Linked DNA regions of Homo sapiens: regions 1 and 3 are each linked to region 2. Evidence: chromatin loops called from intact Hi-C (ENCODE). Cell type or tissue: gastrocnemius medialis. All regions are shown on one strand. Region 1 overlaps LDB3 (LIM domain binding 3). Region 2 holds the start of LOC105378408 (a long non-coding RNA gene). Region 3 overlaps WAPL (WAPL cohesin release factor).

Region 1 (5,000 bases), 140 kb after region 2:
GCCTGAGTGCCCTCTCACTCAACCCTCTCTACCCTTTGTCTGCAGAGGCGGCCGCTGACAGCACCAGCATGTCTTACAGTGTGACCCTGACTGGGCCCGGGCCCTGGGGCTTCCGTCTGCAGGGGGGCAAGGACTTCAACATGCCCCTCACTATCTCCCGGGTGAGTGCACCCTGCCACAGCCTGGCACCCGATGGGGCAGGCACGCTTGGAGGAGGGCATGTGTGTCCGTCTGTCTGTCTGTCCTTTCTGAGCCTCTCAGAAAGCAGAGCATGCCCCATCCCCTGGGACTGGCCTGGTCCTCTGGTCTCAGCCACAGCTGTTTGCTCACTGGAGCGCGCCGGCCTGTTATGCATGTGAGACATCATGAGCAGGTGGTAGGTGTTTTTAGCAGAGAAGAAAATGCTGAGTTTTCAGGCAGGCAGGCAGGCAGGCAGGCAGGTAGCTGGACAGAGAGTACAGCACCTTCCTGATCCCTTTACTGTTAGAGTGGGCTCAGGGTGCCCCCAAGCCTTGAGCATTTCCCTAGATATGGGCAGCTGCTTTGGGAAGGGAGTATTCCCAGCATGGAGAGGGCAGGTGATGGGCAGTTGGATAGATGGACAGACAGACGGTTGACCTTGGCTGCCCAGCTGTCAGAGTGTGGGGCTGGGCTGGACTGAGTACTGGGCACCTGCTCCATCCCAAACTTGAGACACCAAGACCCTGGCTCATGGGGCTGGGCGCTTCTCCCCATTCACCATGGCTGCTTTGTCTGTCTCAGGTCTTGTTCCCCACAAGTGCTGGGGCCTGGTGAGATGGCCCCCTATCCTGCAGTGTCTGTGATGGGGAGCAGCATGGCCTGATGCAGATGACACAGAACATCAGGGGTTGTCTGAGTAACTCTACCGCCTGGCTGGAGACAGCAACACCAGAGAGGCAGAAAGTTAGCCATGCTCCTGAGGAAGCACTCCAGGAGCAGGGACTGATGGGGGAACAGCCCCCAGACCGTAGTAGGCACTCCGTCAGTTTCTGTCAAACAAAGAGACTCCCCAGCAAGGCACTGGTAGACCCAGGGCTGAAGGCCCCAAGGCTCAGGGCGAACTGTGAGGCATACAGGGCAAGGACAACCCTGCCTGGTGGCTGAGCCCCTGACCGTGCTGTTCCGGGCACAAGGCCAGAGGGGGAGGCCCCCAGTCTGTCACTGGAGGGTGGTAGGTAGGCAGGGGTATCTGGGCTACTGCCCACCAGGGGAACAAGGGGACAGTTTCTTCTCTGGGGCCTTAAGGACTTGCCTTGGGCCTGGGGGCTGGAGGAAGGGGTTGGAGGGGAAGCACTGAAGTGGGCAAGGCCTGAAGGGGCTTGGCAGAGGGGCCAGGGAACCTGGGCAGCGGGTCAGGAGCCAATGCCCCCAGTGGAGGAGTAATCTTTTTTTTGTTCCACGGGTACTTGAGGGGACCCCAGAAGTAGAAGCCCCACCCAGGGATGCCGTGAGAGCCTTATAATAGCCATAGAGGCCACATGCTTACAGGAGGGGTGCTGGCCTGGCTCTGGTGCAGGGAACAGGCCCTGACCTCCATCCTTCAGTTGCAGATGTGGCTTGTTCTAACCTGGAGATTCCACCCCTCCAGATCTACTGCCCTGGAGACCACAGGGTCCTGGGCACCCACAGCCTTGCACACTTTGCATGAGGTGGTGACCTGTGAGCATGTGAGCCCCAGTGGATTTCCCACTGCCCTTTCCCACAGCTCCCCACCCCCATGCTTGCAGGACTCCTTCCTGTATAAGGTGGAGCCTCTGTGTGCTCTCTCATGGGCCCTGTGGCCTCCCCTGCCTGGGACTGAGCCCACATCTCCCCCAGCTCCACCATCTCGAGGCCTCCTGCTGGTGCTCCCTGCCCTATCCCTATGGGTGCAAATTGGCCACTGGGCTCAGTGGCACTCAGGATAGCCAATGACCTCACCCAGGGTCTATGTGCCACCTGGCCCCGGCCAGCCAGGGGCTTAAATGGCAGCCCAGAAGCCTTAAGCTAGATAGCAGGAGGAATGTCCTTACTCTGGGGAGGGGGTATGCAGGGATGTGCTGGATCCAATGACTGTGGGGACTTCTAAAAATAGAACCCGAAGCTCGGGCAGGGCACCGGGGGATGGGCATGATATGGCCTCTCGGCTTCCTTTAGGGGCATACCCCAAATCACCTAAGCCGCGGAGCAGGCTGGACTGGGTACTGGAGCCTTCCCCAGGGCTCGGAGCCTCTTGAGAAATTTTGGTGGTAGGCTGCTGATAGCCTGGGCTTGTGTCCTGGTTCAGTGCCGCTGGCAGGGCAGGCCTTGTGGACACAGCCCTGCCATCCCACCAGGGCTGTAGGATTTACTGCCGGGGCTCGCAGGGCCCTTCTGCACCAGGGACATCCCCCTACGGGGGAGGCATGGCCAGAGCTCTCTGGAGGAACCCCACTCCCACCCCAGCCAGGACCTGAGCCTGTGCCATAGGGCACCAGAGGCAAGAGTGTGTGACCCTGTGGGGTGGGCAGGCAGGCGAGGCTGGGATCGTTACCTCGCTTCAGAGCCTGGCAAACTGAGGCTCGAGTCTGCTCACAGGACAGGGATGTCCATGGGTGGATCTCCTGTATCCTGTCACCCCTAACTCCCATGCTGGCTTGCTCACCCCTCTAACTGGGACTAATAGAGAGGCACTGGGGAGGGTCTGTCCCCTCTCAGCTGCAGGTGTGTGCTGCAGCTCCTCCTGGAAGGACACAGGCCACCTGCAGGCTGGGTGGTGGCTCCCGGGGGCTCATGGCAGCAACTTTGGGGCAGCAGCAGCCCCTCAAGGCATCCCTTCATAGGGTCTCTGCTTGCAGACCCACAGAGAAGGGAGTTCAAGAGGGAGACTGGGAAAGGAGGGTGGCGGGGAAATGCCTTTATTTATCCTGGACAGGTGTGGCTGGGCCTGCAACATGAGCTGCCCTTTCACCCCACCCCAGCCAGTTCTCCAGGAAGTGGAGAAGGGGGAGCAGCCCAGAGAGGGAGCAGCTCCAAAGGCCTCTGCCCTGGCAGCTGGCCAGAGGCTGGGGCTGTGGTCTGGGGTCTCACCTCTTCATGCCTCTCATGCCTCCGCCTTGGGGAAGAGGAGTATGCTTTGTTAGGCTCTGCTGCTCTCAGCTGTGTCACCTCAGAAGTCTGTTTACCTGCTCGGCCTCAGTTTTTCTCACCCTTAAAATGGGGATAGCAGGCTGGGCGCGGTGCCTCATGCCTGTAATCCCAGCACTTTGGGAGGCCGAGGGGGCAGACCACTTGAGGTCAGGAGTTTGAGACCAGCCTGGCCAACATGGTGAAACCCTGTCTCCACTAAAAATACAAAAATTAGCCAGGTGTGGTGGTACATGCTTGTGATCCCAGCTACTCAAGAGGCTGAGGCAGGAGAACAGCTTGAACCCAGGAGGCAGAGGTTGCAGTGAGCTGAGATCGCACCACTGCACTCCATTCTGGGGGCAGAGTGAGACTCCATCTTAAAAATAAATAAATAAATAAACAAATAAAATGATGCCTTCCACACCTGTGAGAGCTCTTTCTAACAGGCACTTGTGAAAACTTTCCACCTGTTGTCTACTGGGACTGGTTGTGAGACTGGTGGAGTCGGGGGCTGAGCCTGGGCCCAGGAGGGGCCTGCCTGTCTACTGGAAACCCTCTCTTCCTAGGGTCTCAGCCACCCCGCCTGCAGGCTCACCTGGAGCACCAGCTCAGAGGCCTCTTCTCTGTGGGTTTCGGTTCCAGTATTTATCAGACTCTCCCAGCTGTGGTGGGAACATGCTGAGGACAGAGGGTCTCTGGGGAGAGGAAGGGGGACAGGCTGAGACTATTCTGGGGTAGCTGTGCCGGCAATTCCTGGAATTTCGGGGCCGCTGGAGCACGCAGTGCTGTTTCTTGGGCAGCTCTTAGCAGTGCTGACAGGCCGTGCTGTTTATAGCCGCACTGAAGGTCAGGCAAGCCTCCGAGGGCTTCAGTGGGGCTGGCAGGGGCCTCCCTGCAACATCTATCAACAGGGGAAGATAAACGGCCAGAGGCTCAGAGGCTCACAGCTGGGGAATGCATTCTTAGAGGTCCCCCAGGCCAGGTCCTCCGGGCTGCTCAGAACTGCATCTAACTCTGTGAGGGATCCAAAAGGAGAGGACATGAGGCTGGCTGGGTCCTGGGGAATGAATTGGACCCTTGGAGGCCCCTGGGCCAGGACACCGTGCAAGGGCAGCTGCATAAGCAGCCCCAGGGCTCCGGGCCTACAGATATTGTGGGGTAGCCAGTGTCAGGACTGCAGGGCTGTTTGAGAAAGGCTGGGCCAGGCTCTGCTGGGGGCTAGCTCCCCAATTCCCTGAGTCTCCTTCCCTTTCTGCATGGTCCCCTCTCATCCAGAGGCTGCCCCTGACTGCAAAGACCCTCCTCTACACTGAGCCCTCCCACCCCCAAACACAGCTTTGGCACCCCTTTGGGACCAGGCTCCACCTCTGCCCAGGAACCATCCTTGGACACAAGAATGGGCCTTGCTGGGGGCCCTTGAGAGCCAGTGCCCATGAGGGCATTTTATTGGCCACACCCAAGACCCAAATGGAACTGTGGACCTGGACAGGAGGAAGAGAGGCAGGAGAGACTCAAGAGACACTTGAGGAAAGCCAGGGGAGGTGTGGTCAGCTACAGAGGGGGCAGTGACCCGTGGCTTTGGACACAGAAGGTCATTGATATGCGTGGAATAATGGGGCCAAAGGCAGACGGCTGTGTGTGAGCAGGTGGGAGGCAGCGGCAGTGGGGGCAGGATGTGTGGGTCACTTCTTGGAGGAGTCTGGAGGTGCAGAAAGGAGACATGACAGGAGCCAGTTGGAGCCACCCAGGCAGGCAGGGAGAGGCTTTTTGAGCATTGAGGGGACTCCGGCTTATTTATCGGCCAGGGTGGAGTTGGGGAGTGGGACCATGGGGAGACAGAAGGTTCCAGTGAGAGGGTGAGCATGAGCAAAGCCCCAGGGGAGGCCAGATGG
Region 2 (5,000 bases):
GGGAGAATCGCTTGAACCTAGGAGGCGGAGGTTGCAGTGAACCAAGATAGTGCCACTGCACTCCAACCTGGGCGACAGTGCAAGACTCCATCTCAAAAAAAATAAATAATAGAGGAAACTGGGGAAGGGGGTTGGGGAGGGAGGTATATGAGAACTCTGTACTATGTGCACACTTTTTCTATGAATGTAAACTTGTTCTAAAAAAGTCTATTTTTAAAAAATGAGTGTACTGTTCTTGCACAGCCCCCAGAATGATATTTCTAAAACATACATTTGAGAAATCACTTCCCTCTCCTAAAAAAAAAAAAAAAAATTTTTGCTCCCCACCATCTATGGGAAATAAGTTCATATCCCATAGGCATGAGTAATTTGCACTGGCATTTATGGTTATGTTCCACCCTGCCATACCTCTCTTTCCCTCCTCTCCTGACTAGCTGGGCTAGACTACTTGACTCCATGCCCAGCTCATGCAGTCCCCTCTGTCTAGAACTTCTTTCTCCCTCTGCACTTGTGGAGCCTCACACTTATGGAGTCATACACTCTCCCGTAAATGAATCAGTCATCCTCTAGTCCTTGGTTCCACCAGTTCTATGTTAAAAGAAGATACGGGCCAGGTGCCATGGCTCATGCCTGTAACCCAGCACTTTGGGAGGCCAAGTTGGATCACTTAAGGCCAGGAGTTCCAGACCAGCCTGGTCAACATAGTGAGACCCTGTCTCTACTAAAAATTTAAAAATTAGAGCCAGGCCTGGTGGCTTACACCTGTAATCCCAACACTTTGGGAAGCCGAGAAGGGTGGATCACGAGGTCAGGAGATTGAGACCATCCTGGCTAACACGGCGAAACCCCATCTCTACTAAAAATACAAAAACAAAATTAGCTGGGTGTGGTGGTGGGCGCCTGTAGTCCCAGCTACTCAGGAGGCTGAGGCAGGAGAATGGCATGACCCCGGGAGGCGGAGCTTGCAGTGAGCCGAGATCACGCCACTGCACTCCAGCCTGGGCGACACAGCGAGTCTCTGTCTCAAAAAAAAAAAAAAAAAAAAATTAGGCCAGGTGCAGTGGCTCATGCCTGTAATCCCACACTTTGGAAGGCTGAAGTAGGTGGATCATTTGAGGTCAGGAGTTCAAGACCAGGCTGACCAACATGGTAAAACCCCATCTCTACAAAAATGCAAAAAAATTAGCCGGGTATGGTAGTGCACGCCTATAGTCCTAGCTACTTAGAGGGCTGAGGCGGGAGAATCGCTTGAACCCGGGAGACAGAGGTTGCAGTGAGCTGAGATTGTGGCACTGCACTTCAGCCTGGGCAACAGAGTGAGACTCCATCTCAAAAAAAAACAAAACCAAAAAATTAGCCAGGTGTGGTGGCATGTTCCTGTAGTCCCAGTGAGGCAGGAAAATATGGTCTGGAGGCAGGGAACAGAAGGCCAATTCACACTTTAGCTATAACAGGAAATATCCTCTCCATAGGGCATACGCCATAAATGACTTTGTAACTTTACTTCATCCTCTCCATTTACATAGGGTGTACCCGAAGTAACCAGTGGAATCCTCTGGGGGTATTTAAACTCCCAGAAATTCTGTAATGGGGTCTTTGAGCCTCGTGCTCTGGCCAACTCCCACACCGTGGACTGTACTTTGATTTTCAATAAATCCCTTCATTCCTTCCTTGCTTTGTTTGTGCGTTTTGTCTAATTATTTGTTCAAGACACCAAGAACACGGACACCCTCCACTGTTAACATATTTCTGTTAACACCAGCTACTTGGGATGCTGTAGTGGGAGATCACTTGAGCCTAGGAGTTGAAGGTTACAGTGAGCTATGATTGTGCCACTGCACTCCAGCCTGGGCAACAGAGCTAGACCCTATCCATCTTGAAAAAGGTTTAAAAAAATAAAAAGATACAGCAAAGCAAACATACGTTTTGGTCATTTTTGTGCTTCTTTCTAGTAAGAATTTAGAAGATGGATATGGGCCAGGCACAGTGGCTCACACCTGTAATCCCAACACTTCGGGAGGCCAAGGCGGGCGGATCACCTGAGGTCAGGAGTTTGAGACCAGCCTGGCCAACATGGCGAAACCTTGTCTCTACTAAAAATACAAAAATTAGCTGGGTGTGGTGGCTGGCGCCTGTAATTCCAGATACTCGGGAGGCTGAGGCAGGAGAATCGCTTGAACCTGGGAGGCGGAGGTTGCAGTGAGCAGAGATGGCTTCACTGTACTCCAGCCTGGGCAACAAGAGTGAAATTCTATCTCAAAAAAAAAAAAGAAAAAGAAAAAAAAAGAGGGTCTGTATATTCTATATATTAATCTTGGAAATGTTGAAAAAGAATTCTGATAGCCATGAGTGGGCAAAGAATTAATAACCTTGAGATGGAAACAGTGGAAGCAGAACAAGGCTATTGAATGTCAGGGAAAATCTGCTTGGGCTCACTTTCTAGGTGAGAGGCAGCAGGACACCCAGTTAGGAACAAGATCCCAGCAGTGAGGCCCTGCTCACTGACTGCTGACTGCTTGCCCATAATGACATCAGGAGAGAAGCCTCTGGGGTGTCACCTGCTCTGAAAGCCAATCTGCTTCTGAATGCTGCTTGCCCAAGCAAGGATGCCATGGCCATACAGTTTCAGGTATTTAACTTCCAGGGCATGACTGAGTGGAGGTGGAGTTGGCAGCAACATTACCGATGTTGCGGTCTCTACCTCCAAACTGTGGAGCCTCAGAAGAGAGTGTGAGAACAAAGGCAAGCTCCAGCTACTCAGGAGGCTGAGGCAGGAGGATCTCGTGAGCCCATGAGTTCAAAGTTACAGTGAGCTATGATCATGCCACTGCACTCCCACCTGAGTTACAGAGCAAGGCCCTGTCTCTAAAAAAAAAATTTTAATGAAAGAACAAAGGCAAGCAGCCTCCTAGGTGCTGAGTTGCTTTATTCTTACCTAGGGAGAAGGCTACCATTTACTGAGCCCTATTCTTTGCCAGCCACAATGCATATTTCCCTGCATTGTAATTTACATTGTTATTTACATTGTCATTGATGTCTTGTCTCCTTAACAGAGCTGCATCATCCTACCACTTCTCTGATAAGAATCTTAAGGAATACTGTACAATGGTAAATGACTTGCCTAAAGTTACCCAGCTGATTAATGTGACAGAGCCAGAGTTTTAAACCAAAACTATCTTTCTCCAAAGGTTCCAGGCATGAAGCATGTGCTGTCCTGGGCCCTGAATATCAAGCCAGGTAGAGGAACCCCATCCTTCTGTTGTCATTTCAAGCTAGAGGCTCAAGCCTGGAGGAGTGAGGATCAAGATCGAGAACTCAAAGCTGTTTAGAGGAAGAAGCCAAGTTCAAGGAGGAGTGAGGAACGGTAGGTGGAGATGCTTTGGCCTGGGGAGAGATCAGGTATTTGTGAGCAGCAAAGGTAGGGTGGCAGACAGACATCTACCAGGCCAGGTTATTGAAGTCAAGGTCACAGTGCCTTGTCTTAACCAGGCCATGTCTCTTTTTGCCCTGCCCACTTGGTTCTTCACAGCATCCAGATGTATTGCTGGGGCCTGGAGGGAGCTCCTCCACCATAAGCGGCTCTTCCTCCCTTCACAGCATCCCACGGCTGGGCCATGGGCTCTGCAACTGGCCCTTGGGGCAAAGAAAAGGGAGGAACTGTGCTTTCTGAGAAGTGCTCAGGAATAACCTGATGAGGGTTTCTTCGTGTTAGGAACTCCAGCATCTGAGTGGGCAGAGGAGCTCTCCGGCTTGCCCCCATTCCTCTGATGCGCCCCTAGCCTGGCCCATAGTTTGGGTTGTTTGGGCAGCCCTGCAGATTCCCTGAGCTGAGGGGCCTCTCTCTGGAGAGTGGGAAAGAATTCTGGCCTTTGTGTAACTGGCTTTATTATGTATGAATGTTGGCTCCCTTGGTTGAAAAATGATCACTCTATTGGGTTCTCCCAGCTTGAGGCGAAACCTTTTGGAAGCTCAGGAAGCTTGGAGGATTTCGTGGATTACAGAATGTTGAAGTTGGAGAACTGTAGAGGGGCCTAAAAAATGTTCCAGAATCAAGACGGTGCCTGATGCCCTACCTAGCCCCTCTCCAGCACACAGGAGCCCCGGGCCCTTGGCAATCATGTCTGCGCAGCTTGGACCCCATATCCAAAAGGGGAGCACGCCCCAATTTACTCTCACCCCACCAGGTGAGTGGAGGGCAGGTGACCTGCCAGTTCTCGAAAGAAGCCAGATGACTAACTTTGGTCGCCTTATCACAGGTTAATCCATGAGAAGAGCTTGGAACAGCGCCCGGCAGTGTCTCAGCGCACCCAAAGTGTGTGCAGGTATGATTACCATTGCCAGTAGCTGAGCTGGGAAAAGGATCTGACTAGATAATTTTGGCAATAACTCGACAACTATCCAATGTGGACAGGGAAACGCATGCCAAGGTTTCTAAAAAGCTCCCGCTGTGACACTCTCTGTGTCCTCCCCGGGCGTGGCGGCCTCCTGGCCAGGGACACCCGACCCCGCGTGGTCCGGGCTACCCAAGGACGTCCCGAGGCGTGGCGGAGACTTTGGCGGCTGAGTGCAGGCCGGGCTGCGGCCCAGCGGGACCTGGGCGAGGCCTGCGACCTGGGCGGGGCCAGGGTTGGGCTCTGCCAGAGCTGCGCCGCAGCCGCCCTGCCCGGGCCTCCCCGCCCCCACCTGTGACCTGGATTCCGCGGTTCCTGCGCGGGGGTGGAGGGCGTAAAGGACACGCGCAAATAAAGGTCTGTGGCCCAGGAAAACTTCAAGTCCTGAAATCGGTGCACCAAGGATACTTTAAGGCGAGGGGTCGGGGCTGTGTAATCATTTACCCGGTTCGTCCGTGTACACCGGCCTCTCTAGCTTACACCAACACATGTTTACTGGGTTCGCACCCAAGCCAGAGTCGGTTTGTTTAGTAATCCCACAGACGCTTCTGCCCGTTTTCTAGGAGACGGATCTGGGCCGAGGGGAGGCTTCAAAACATTAACATTTCT
Region 3 (5,000 bases), 94 kb before region 2:
GGTATATCTTCAAGGACTTCTTTCATGACTTGACTTTTCTTTGTCTAAGGATAGCTCCAGCATTACCGAGCACCTGAAGCAAAGGTAAAGCAGCTAGCAATGTTCCAAATATTCAATCACTCTAGAGATAGATTTCTGGCCAGTTGTTCCAACAGCACACTGAAAGCAGGGTGAAGGGGAAAGGAAGTAACAGTTAATATTTAACAGATTTTAAGAAGTATAAATAAAAGTTTACCTCTAGATTTACTAAACTGAACACTACAAATCAAAGTACACCGAGATTAAATTGTGGGTTTGATAAAGTTATTTGCCATAACATGCAATGATTACCTTGAAGAAATAGAACACGATTATTAAAATTAAAAGAAAATCCCTTTTTGCTCCCACTTACTATGGCCATAGTATTTTTATGTCTACTGTCAATGTATTATAAATTTAAAATCATATAAGCTGTAATAAAAGCTACTTACAGTGAGATTCATAAAACTCAAAAATTTTTTGAGCATCTCTGTCATTATTGAAAAGTCTCCTTCTGGCAGATATTCCCGCACAGTGGTTACATTGATCTGAGGAAACAGAGCAAGAAATATTGGTCAGCTGGCAGAAAACATGAGATTGCACCTCGTACAATGTTGTTGGTTTTGACACACATCTTGGTGCAAATTTTTAAGATCCTTGGAACACGTGGTTATTTATTCTCTTTCCACACTCACTCTGCATGTGATTTCCTACCTCACCCTCAGAAAGAAAGGAGAAAGGTAAAGTTGGCAAAAGCTACAAAGAAATATTTGTGTACACATTTACTTTTTTTTTTTTTTTTTTAAATGAAACAGTCACTCTGTTACCCAGGCTGGAGTGCAGTGGTGTAATCTCAGCTCACTGCAACCTCTACCTCCTGGGTTCAAGTGATTCCCATGCCTCAGCCTCCCGGGTAGCCGGGATTAAAGGCACGTGCCACCATGCCTGGCTAATTTTTGTATTTTTAGCAGAGACGTGGTTTCATCATGTTGGCCAGGCTGGTCTCGAGCTCCTGGGCTCAAGTAATCCACGCACCTTGGCCTCCCAAAGTGCTGGAATTACAGGTGTGAGGCAGCATGCCGACCTACTTTCATAAATGCAAAGAAAAAGGCCTGAAATAACAAACTGCACTGTTTAATGTATGTGTGTGTTTCACTGGGGGCCCTGGGGGAATAGGAGAAGAGGGTGAGGACTTTAGACCTGAGAATGTACTCACAAAGCTGCTCATGAAATAAAAAGATCAAAGAAAAATTCACATCCTTCACAGATGAATTCAACTAATTATATAGGACAGGAATTAACTAGAAGCATCTTTCCAAAGGCAATCTAACCTCATCTATGATAGATTCTCAGACAATATCAGGAGAGAAAACCCTTCATTATTAGCAAGAAGCAGCCAAACTATATATAAACCAATCTGTTACATGGAAAACATTACACAACCTGCTTAAAAAACTATTTCATTAAAGAATGCTTTAAATGTTTTACGGAGAATAAAAAGAAAAAATCTTTTAGGAAGGTTCACCTGTAGTAAGGGGCAAAAGAAAGTATACTGTCCCAAGTTTGGGGACACAAGGTAAAGGGTTAAACAAAACCAACCAAAAAACAAAAAGAAAACACACAAAAGCTCCCAATTCGACTTTTGTTAGCGGGGGCAAAAAAGGAGAGATGACATATTTCTCTTCAGAAATTTGCCACTACCCACCCCCTTTTTCCTATTCCCATGCCAGGGTACTCGCAAAATTAGAAAGCAGCAAAAAAATGAGATGAATACAGCTTCAGAAAAGATCTAATCAAAACACTGCTAAAGTACTCATGTGCTGAAGATATCAGTTACACACATTCAAACTGATCCTCCCACCAAAAGCTATCACAGTGGTGGGCAAAATAGTGGCTAAGGTGTCTCTGGAGAACTGCTCAGTAGAAAAGTACGCCTCTGTAATAGAGAATATATGATTAGCTCCTATATTTTGGATGAAAGCCCCTCATTAATCCAAATCAAACCCTTCTCTATCAACACACTACAGAACATGACATACAGCGTTTCTGAGGCAATGGGAGGGACAGTGACAGCATTTTTTAACAGAATATAGCAGGTACAAAAAGAAAAGGCATGATACAGCATGGCCTATTTGAAAAATTTTAAAAGTGTCCAGTAGGTTTGGAAATTGGAGAAGCAGTCTTAAGTCCAGGGTCTTGCAACACTAAACAGTCATGAGTCCCCTTCCTGGCTGTGAGCCAAGGAAGACTGGGCAAGGAGCTACGTGATCAGTAAGTGCTCTGAAGTAAGTTAGCTCCAGTGGCAATGTGCAATGTCCCAGGAATGGAGGGGCAACAAAGCAGGAAGAGCAGTGAGGAGACTGACCACTGCAATGCACCAGCTGCAAAGTGAGAAGACATGGAGGGCAAGTGAAAATGGGATCAGACCACAAAGCAGCATTTACTGCAACAACCACATGCTTTCTTGTCTATCTCTTTTCACTTACACATTAGGTAAACCAAACTTCCTTTACATTTTGTGGTATCAGCTAGCTTTTTGGTGTTAATCATAATAATCTCCAAGGCAACAAATAAATCTGGGGCTCTATGAATTCACAACATTTCCCACAATTTAAGAACATTCTCTTTTTAGAGACAAGATAGATACAGGCAAACACAAATAGGAATTAGCATGGGAAAGATGGCCCAAGATAAATCATATGTGGTAATAACACAATTTCAAGAACGATTATGTAAGAAAGAACGTGACTGAAATATGACTAAACCTATAGTGTGTAAAAAACAGAGTATCTAAAAATCTTTAAATTTAAATATTATTTTCATTGCTTTTTTTTTTTTGAGATGGAGTCTCGCTCTGTTGCCCAGGCTGGAATGCAGTGGTGCGATCTCCACTCACTGCAAGCTCCGCCTCCCGAGTTCACGCCATTCTGCTGCCTCAGCCTCCCGAGTAGCTGGGACTACAGGTGCCCACCACCACGCCCGGCTAATTTTTTTTTTGTATTTTTAGTAGAGACGGGGTTTCACCGTTTCACCGTGTTAGCCAGGATGGTCTCGATCTCCTGACCTTGTGATCTGCCCACCTTGGCCTCCCAAAGTGCTGGGATTACAGGCGTGAGCCACTGCGCCCGGCCTTTTTTCACTGCTTTTGAGGCCTGCCTCTTCCTCCTTTCCTGTGTGTGATGGGTTTCTGATTTGCTCTTAAAATCTTGTCATTGGAAATAAGAAAAAGGGATATAAAGATCTTGCGGGGCCTCCAGAGCCACGATGAGAACTTTGGTCTTGATCCTGAAATCGGCGGTACCCAGAGGGGCCACACAGAGTGGGCTGTTGTATTTAGGTTAGTTAAAATGTTAAGTATGGAAGAGATGGACAAGATGGATTCAGAAAAACACACAGGACTTAGATACACAAAGTGAAAAAAAAAAAAAAAGGCAATACAAAGAATTAGATGGCTAAAGTAAGGAAACGTGGGGTGGGTAGATGGGCCCAGGTACACAGAGCCAGCATGAGTTCCTGCTCAAATAAAGCCATTCATTTATCATTAACTCTGTTCTTCCAGTCCTCCAGCTTCAAAAAGAGATGGCCCCTGCTTCCTGCTGAAACTAATGCCCCCCTCCTATAGGTCTCCACTCTTTCTTGTTCCCTCAATGCCCTTGCTCCTAGAAAACAATCTGCCTTCCATTTCAAAATCTGGCTTTACAAATGGACTTTACACTTAAAAATAATCCACCTATGCCCAACCCCCCATCTGAAAGAGAACACTCACAATGATTCTGCTGGACCCTTCTTCAACAGTTTTACCCTTCATATTTGTTTTTCCCAAGGCAGCAGACTATCCCCATAGTCACAACCTTTCACTTTCAGGCTGACTCAGCCTGATTGTCTAGACATTTGTATTTCTCCTAAGTGAATCCTGATGATCTAATCCACTCACAGTAATCCCATGTTCCCAGCCAGTGACTGGTTCAGACAAAAGCATTGTGACCCAATGCTGGCCAAGATGAGAAGTCTACCTGGTGAGGGGTGAGAGTGGCATGGGGTCCCACAGGGGAAATAAACAAACAGTTGTCTTAAAAAGATATGTATTTCCAGCCAATGCACCTATGAAAAAAAAAAAAAAACTATAGAGGAAGAGGCCCTATTACTGCTAGGCACTACTTAATTTGATGAGACACCTAGCTGTAGTCAGCACGGGACCATAAGGGCTAGCAGAGGACAACATGTGGAGGACAGCAGTTTAAAGAGAGAAATGGGGTGGGCACTGTGGCTCACACCTATAATGCCAGCACTTTGAGAGGTCGAGGCAGGAGGATCACTTGAGCCCAGGAGTTCGAGACCGGCCAGGACAACATGGTGAAACCCTGTCTCTACAAAAAAATACAGAAAAATAATAAAGACAGAAATGATCTGAGTCTCTGATGACCTCAGTGAGGCACTGACATCACCCAAATTAGACTCTGCCATCTTGTTTAAGCCAGATGAGTACAGGTTTCATACTATCCCTTCTTTTACTCCAACCAAAGGCATGTGAACAGATTCATCCATCAAACAACAGCTTTTTCTTTTCTTCTTTTTTTTTGAAACAGTCTCACTCTGAAGCCCAGGCTGAAGTGCAGTGGCACGATCTTGGCTCACTGCAAACTCCGCCTCCAGGATTCAAGCGATTCGATTCTTGCGTCTCAGCCTCCCGAGTAGCTGAGATTAGAGGTGTGCACCGCCACGCCCAGCAAATTTTTATATTTTTAGTAGAGACATGGTTCTGCCATGTTGGCAAGGCTGGTCTCGAACTCCTAACCTCAAGTGATCTGCCCATCTCAGCCTCCCAAAGTGCTGAGATTACAGGCATGAGCCACCATGCCCGGCCACAAGAGCTTTTTCATTAGTATTCTGACCTTTGGGATGTACCTGAAAAAGCTCAACAAGTATTTTAAAGTTTTTAATATTATATACTATTTTGATTTTTAATTTTATTTCATGTATGT

The links. Hi-C counts contacts between places; a loop is a spot of excess contacts. Peaks named below come from ENCODE experiments on the same cell type or tissue, not always from the same donor. Only the 100,000 strongest peaks of a DNase experiment are listed, where the experiment ranks them.
Region 1: a loop joins it to region 2, with 3 times the contacts of the local background. A loop is called at or near these places in 12 of 110 quality-filtered maps.
Region 3: it touches region 2 in a loop (5-fold over the local background); 4 of 110 quality-filtered maps call a loop at or near these places.

What each region holds. Positions count from the first base shown.
Region 1 is chr10:86,668,624-86,673,623 of GRCh38, forward strand. It overlaps LDB3 (LIM domain binding 3), which reads left to right. Exons shown (of 14, transcript NM_007078.3): 2 at 46-161. The coding sequence starts at 69. Among named protein-coding and RNA genes, the nearest start is that of LDB3, 2.6 kb to the left of the region's middle. RefSeq lists an enhancer at 19-68 and a silencer at 4,769-4,957. In gastrocnemius medialis, a CTCF peak has its summit at 1,919; DNase peaks (open chromatin) are centred at 328, 1,963, 2,209, 2,928 and 1 weaker place; H3K4me3 peaks cover 5,000 bases; H3K27ac peaks cover 5,000 bases.
Region 2 is chr10:86,530,980-86,535,979 of GRCh38, forward strand. LOC105378408 (a long non-coding RNA gene) reads left to right here and starts at 2,856. Exons shown (of 4, transcript XR_946163.3): 1 at 2,856-3,364; 2 at 3,946-4,184; 3 at 4,257-4,322. RefSeq lists a silencer at 4,603-4,842. In gastrocnemius medialis, no CTCF peak of the experiment used is centred here; DNase peaks (open chromatin) are centred at 2,532 and 4,562; H3K4me3 peaks cover 828 bases; H3K27ac peaks cover 3,221 bases.
Region 3 is chr10:86,437,450-86,442,449 of GRCh38, forward strand. WAPL (WAPL cohesin release factor) reads right to left here. Exons shown (of 19, transcript NM_015045.5): 18 at 471-566; 19 at 1-159. The coding sequence ends at 94. Among named protein-coding and RNA genes, the nearest start is that of GRID1, 73 kb to the left of the region's middle. RefSeq lists a silencer at 563-857. In gastrocnemius medialis, a CTCF peak has its summit at 2,166; a DNase peak (open chromatin) is centred at 2,272; H3K27ac peaks cover 1,103 bases.